Linked DNA regions of Homo sapiens: region 2 is linked to region 1. A link is a loop called in an ENCODE intact Hi-C map of the cell type or tissue named here. Cell type or tissue: ovary. All regions are shown on one strand. Each heading gives the region's core, and the rest is flanking DNA. Links, peaks and the distances in the headings are about the cores only. Region 1 overlaps BPI (bactericidal permeability increasing protein). Region 2 overlaps LINC01746 (long intergenic non-protein coding RNA 1746).

Region 1 (2,811 bases), core at 129-2,628:
TCCAGCACTCCCCTAGCTCTTGGTTGTCTACCTGCCACCTCCTCTGCTTGTTCTCCTGCCCCTTCTCTGCAAGCTGGAGATCTCCAGGACCCCTCCCCAGGCCTCTTCTCTTCCCCCGCCATTGGCAAGCCTTCGTCACTCTTGTCAACCTCTTCAGGCTTAGCTGCCACCTGCGTGCCACCCAATGTCCCAGACATGCTTCCAGTCTTTTTATTTTTTCCAAACTCTCAGCTTGTGCATTCGCAGGCTCCCTCAATGTCTCCACCCTGAGGCCTCTTAAACCCAGCATGTCCCCACAAAGCTGTCACCTCCGCAGCGAAACCGTCACCCAGCTTGCATTTCTCACCTTGGTCAAAGGCTTTCCTGATAACTTGTGGCCCTCCTGGGGAGCCTCGCATCACCCAGATCCCTCCCTCTCCCTTTCCCCCAATGTCCAGGCCATCAATCCTCAATTCTTTAGACCAGGGAGCTAATTAATGGGGCTGAGAGACTGTAGAAAAATAACCAAGAGTGCAGAGGAAACACATACCGCATATTCCTCACATTTTACCAAGTTCGTGTTTTAAAAAAAATGACCCATGGCACAATTTAATTTCTTCATTTCTAAAAATCCTGAGTGAAGGACACAAAGAAGCAGAGAGAAGTGGTTTTGCAGCCTTGATTGGAACAAGCACTCCCTTGAGCTGCCATGAGGCAGGGACGACAAATGAAGGCCTCTAAAACAGCCCGGGGGGTCTCCGTGTCTAAGAAGGAGGCAGCTTCCAGGGAAGCTGCTGACAGATTCGCAGATGTTGGCAGCTGTGGATGTGTAGATCCGGGCAGCGAAACACTGAGTGACCCCCACTGGCCCTGCCTTTCTCCTTCCTAAGAGGCAGGCTCCCAAAATGTCCTTCTTAAAACTCCAGTAGCTCCACACTCACAAACAAGGGGTGCATCTTCAACTGGTGACAACATTCTCATCTCTCCCTAGAACTTCCTGCTGTTCGGTGCAGACGTTGTCTATAAATGAAGGCACCAGGGGTGCCGGGGGCTGTCAGCCACACCTGTTCCTGATGGGCTGTGGGGCACCGGCTGCCTTTCCCCAGGGAATCCTCTCCAGATCTTAACCAAGAGCCCCTTGCAAACTTCTTCGACTCAGATTCAGAAATGATCTAAACACGAGGAAACATTATTCATTGGAAAAGTGCATGGTGTGTATTTTAGGGATTATGAGCTTCTTTCAAGGGCTAAGGCTGCAGAGATATTTCCTCCAGGAATCGTGTTTCAATTGTAACCAAGAAATTTCCATTTGTGCTTCATGAAAAAAAACTTCTGGTTTTTTTCATGTGGATTCTGTGTGCTGGTATTGTTTCTTGTTTTATGTTCATTTATTTATTATTCATTGGCTGTAACCAATGTGGCCGGCAGTGCCAGTTTACAGCACAGATACAATCATCTCTTTTTATTTCTATAATTAATCTCTGGAATCCCCACAGCCTCCATTAACAGAAAGTCTCATTGTTCCAAATGTCCTTGTGATTTTCTTAGTCCAAATTCCTAATGTCACACAGAGAGGGTCTGGAGAGTGGGTCAGTCCACTATGCTGTTGTTCTTTCCACTACCACATGGTGTGGCTGTTGACCCGTCATTCTGCACAGCCCATTGTCCTGTGTAGTCACCTGTCCACTAGGACTGTTGCTCCCGTCACTACCACACGGTGTCGCTGTTGAAAAGCTAGCCTGCACAGCCCACCTTCCCTGCCCCACACTTGGGCTCCCCGTTTCATCCATGTTCTCCTGCCCAGCCATTGTCCCCAAAAGCAGAACAATGGGCCAGGTGACAGAGTCCATTGGGGTTTTCTGCTTCAGTCACATCTTTGGGTGCAATTAGCACTTCCCCATGACTCTCCCAGCTCTAGTGTGGAAGCCAGATCACCAACCCAGACTGTCTTTGGAATTCTGGGGAGTTTCCTTGGGGGCTTTGGGCCATTTCCTGCCATGGGACATCAGAGGGGGCTATCTCAGCCCATGAGATGGGGTTTTATGGATTGTACTTCAGATTGATTGAGGAGTCCTGGAAGGCCTTTCTACACTGCTGACATGTGCTCTGAGACCATAAGGATGAGCAACAACACACTGGAGGAGTTCGATGCAGACGGTGGAGTGGGGGACCACATGACCAGATTTAGTTTTTAAAATGTTTTATTGTGACTTCTGAAAGCATCAGAAGGACAAGAGGGCAAGGGATGAGCACAAATTAGGAATGTGTTGTTATTCAAGCTTCAACCAGATTGGTGATGGTAAAATTGAAGAGAAGCATTTGTAGCGAGCAAAAGCAGATAAAAGGTATTTATTTTATTTATAAAGAAAAATGTACACACTTCTGCTGACATCATTGATTCTCTGTCAAATGGAGTTAAAGGCTCTAGGGCCACACAAGAAGGGAGGGCCATTGATCAAACACTCTCAGGAGTCAAGCAAAGGGCATGAATGATCTAATTTAATCCTGATAGCATTCTTCATCCCCCAAGATGGCAATTGCTCAAACTTTTTTGGTTGTTTGTTTTTGAGACAGAGTCTTGCTCTGTCACCCAGGCTGGAGTGCAGTGGCACGATCTCAGCTCACTGCAACCTCTGACTCCCAAGTTCAAGCGATTCTCCTGCCTCAGCCTCCTGAGTAGCTGGGACTACAGGCATGTGCCATCATGCCTGGCTAATTTTTGTATTTTTAGTAGAGATGAGGTTTCATCATGTTGGCCGGGCAGGTCTCAAACTCCTGACCTCAGGTCATCTACCTGCCTGGGTCTCCCAAAGCGCTGGGATTACAGGGGTG
Region 2 (2,811 bases), core at 266-2,765, 760 kb before region 1:
TCGCACCACTGCACTCTAGCCTGAGTGACAAAGTGAGACTCCGTCTCCGAAAAAGAGAGACCTGTTTGGACAGAGGAAGGTAAATGAGACAGAGAAGGAGTAGGGAGGTGGGGGTATGGAGAAGAGGCTCACACAGCGCTCTCTTCCCCTCCCCCAAACATCCTAGCCCAGCCCTCTGAGCCTTAGTCTTTTTCTCTGTAAAATGGGGTGAATAGAGGTACCTGTTCCCTCATAGTGCTGTTGAGAGAATTAAATAAGAAAGTGCTTGTCAAGTGCATGTTCTGGGTGGCCCACTGTGAGGACTGACAGCCACAGCTCTTCCCTCTGCCTGGCCAAGAGGCACCAGCTGGGGTGCTAGATGTGAGCTGAGCCTCTGGCCTAGGGGACGAGGGGCTGCTGTAGGGCTGAGTGTATGCTGGGGGAGAGGGCTGGGGTGAGCTGAGGTGGGGCAGTGGATTTGCCCCCGAGAGCCTGAGGGGAGCCATCAGTGTGCTTTCAGCCGGGAATGTCGTGACTGCAGTGTGGGGTGTGTGCTGGGTTCAGAGGGGCAGCAGAGAGATGACAGGGTGGGGAGATGGTTGAGGTTGGGCGATGCTAACGTCCAGGCAGGTGGTGCGGCTGGGCTGGCACAGTGGGTGACACACATGGCTTGTGGGTGTGTAGCATAGTGTGCCCTGTGCATGGGCCTGCATGGGCACGTGTGTGTGGTCTATCTGAGTGTGTGTCATGAGTGTCTGTAGGGGCATCTGTGTGTCTGTGTAATGGTGCATGTGTGTCTGGGAGTGAAGTTGAGGGCATGCATTGTACTAGTATGCCTACCATACTTGAGCGTGTTTGCAAATGTGTGTGGGTGTGTGTCTGGCCCAAACCTGGCAGGCTGCGGTGGCAGAGGGGCTGAAGGCCTGGCAGTGGCCTGATGGGCAGCTTTGGAACTCCTTCCACCCCTCTCTCACAGGAGCTGACTCCCAGACCGAGGAGGCCTGCTGGCACTGAGTCCGTCCTGTATCTAGAAGGACTGCCATGGCCCTGGCAGTGGGGGAGGGCTCTTAGGACCTGGGGCAGGCTGGGGAGTCAGGACTGAGAAGGGAGTGGGGTGGGTGAAGGCTGGGTGCAGACCTAGGAGAGGGCCACCTCCCTGGACCTCTGTTTCTGTGTCTGTGAAGTGGGCCTTGAAGAGTGGCCCCAAAAGATACAGCTGGGCAGATCCACCAATGTCTGCTGGCTTGAACCCCACCTTACACAGAGGCCCAAACTGGGCAATAACTTGATGAGTGTTGCCCAGCAAATCAGTGGCTACTTGGAGGGCAGACTCCGGCTTCCCGTGGCCATCTGAGTCAGGGCCCTGGCAGGGATCCTGGAACACCAGCACTGGGCCTCCCTTCTCCAGGCAGCACCCAGCACAATATTCCAGCCTGGGGGACAGGACTGATAGATGCTGTCCCCTCATGTTCTGGCAGATGCCCAGGCATGACTTCAAAGCTGGAAACAACATGGGAATCCCACCATCAGAGCTCACAGCCTCTCCATTCTGCAGGATTTCAAGGCCAAGGAATAGCTTTTCTGCCTGTCATTCCGCCATTAAGGAGTCAGTCATTTGGCTATGTAAATCTTTCAAATGTTTCTTTTTTAAAATGTAGGTAATTTCAGAAAGTATTTTACTTTCCACCTTGGTTGTCAATTAAGATTGGGACCGGGGAGTTGAGTTGGACTCTTTATGGGGCCAGGTTACTGGGGGAGAGGTCCTGAAGTCAAACAAGGACCTTGTACTTGCAGTGATGAGCCCTGCTTTGAGAGAAATGCCAGCACCACCAGCCAATAAGATGGAGAGAGGGAGGAGGGTGGAGTATGTAAACTGAGGCACAAAAGCTGGGGCCAAAGCAAACACTTTATAATTGTTATTATTATTATTATTTGAGATGAAGTTTAGCTCTTGTTGCCCAGGCTGGGTGCAGTGGCACAATCTTGGCTCAGTGCAATCTCCCCCTCCCGGGTTCAAGTGATTCTCCTGCCTCAGCCTCCCAAAAAGCTGGGATTACAAGTGTCTGCCACCACACCAGCTAATTTTTTGTATATTTAGTAGAAATGGGGCTTTATCATGTTGACCAGGCTGGTCTTGAACTCCTGACCTCAGGTGATCCACCCATCTTGGCCTCCCAAAGTGCTGGGATTACAGGCATGAGCCACCACGCCTGGCTGCAAACACCTTATTAACAGATACCTTAGTTGAAGTTAAACACCCTAGTTAATAGCCAGCATCTTCATTAACTGTTAACACCCTAGTTAACTGCAAACACCCTACTTAACAAAAAGCTTACTTGTTGAACACTGTAGTATATAGTTAACAGTGAACACTCTAGTTAACAGCAAACATTGTTTTTAACAGTTAACACCCTGGTAAACTGTGGACATGCTACTTAACACACACTTTTGTTGACAGTGAACATGTTAGTCCACAGTGAACACATCCTAGTTAACAGGTAACACCTTCATTAACAGTTAGCACCCTACCCAACAACAAGCCCTTTAGCTGACAGTGGGTCTTTGGCAGAAAATTAGGTTGAGGCACTCACTGAGGGTTTTGGGAGAGGGAGGAAGCTCAGCCTCTGGCTCTGTCCTTAGGCCTGGCCCACCAGCCCCACAGCGCTACCTCCATGCAGTAGTGCCCTCTGGCTTACAGGGGGAAACAGGAAACCACAGCTGGGATGTGAATTCTCAGCCTGAGTGCCCTGTGCTTCCCTGGAGGGGAACTCAAGTTCCTCTTTTGTGTCAGAGATGAAAGTCTGAGCTACAGTAGGTGGGGAGCTTGGAGTG

The links. A loop is a pair of places that touch in the nucleus more often than their neighbours do. Peaks named below come from ENCODE experiments on the same cell type or tissue, not always from the same donor. Only the 100,000 strongest peaks of a DNase experiment are listed, where the experiment ranks them.
Region 2: a loop joins it to region 1, with 3 times the contacts of the local background. A loop is called at or near these places in 12 of 110 quality-filtered maps.

Annotation. Positions count from the first base shown.
Region 1 is chr20:38,336,176-38,338,986 of GRCh38, forward strand. It overlaps BPI (bactericidal permeability increasing protein), which reads left to right. Exons shown (of 15, transcript NM_001725.3): 15 at 971-1,330. The coding sequence ends at 1,009. Among named protein-coding and RNA genes, the nearest start is that of LBP, 8.9 kb to the right of the region's middle. In ovary, for the core only: a CTCF peak has its summit at 1,647; no DNase peak of the experiment used is centred there.
Region 2 is chr20:37,573,357-37,576,167 of GRCh38, forward strand. The region is part of intron 2 of LINC01746 (long intergenic non-protein coding RNA 1746); the gene reads left to right. Among named protein-coding and RNA genes, the nearest start is that of LINC01746, 3.7 kb to the left of the region's middle. In ovary, for the core only: no CTCF peak of the experiment used is centred there; no DNase peak of the experiment used is centred there.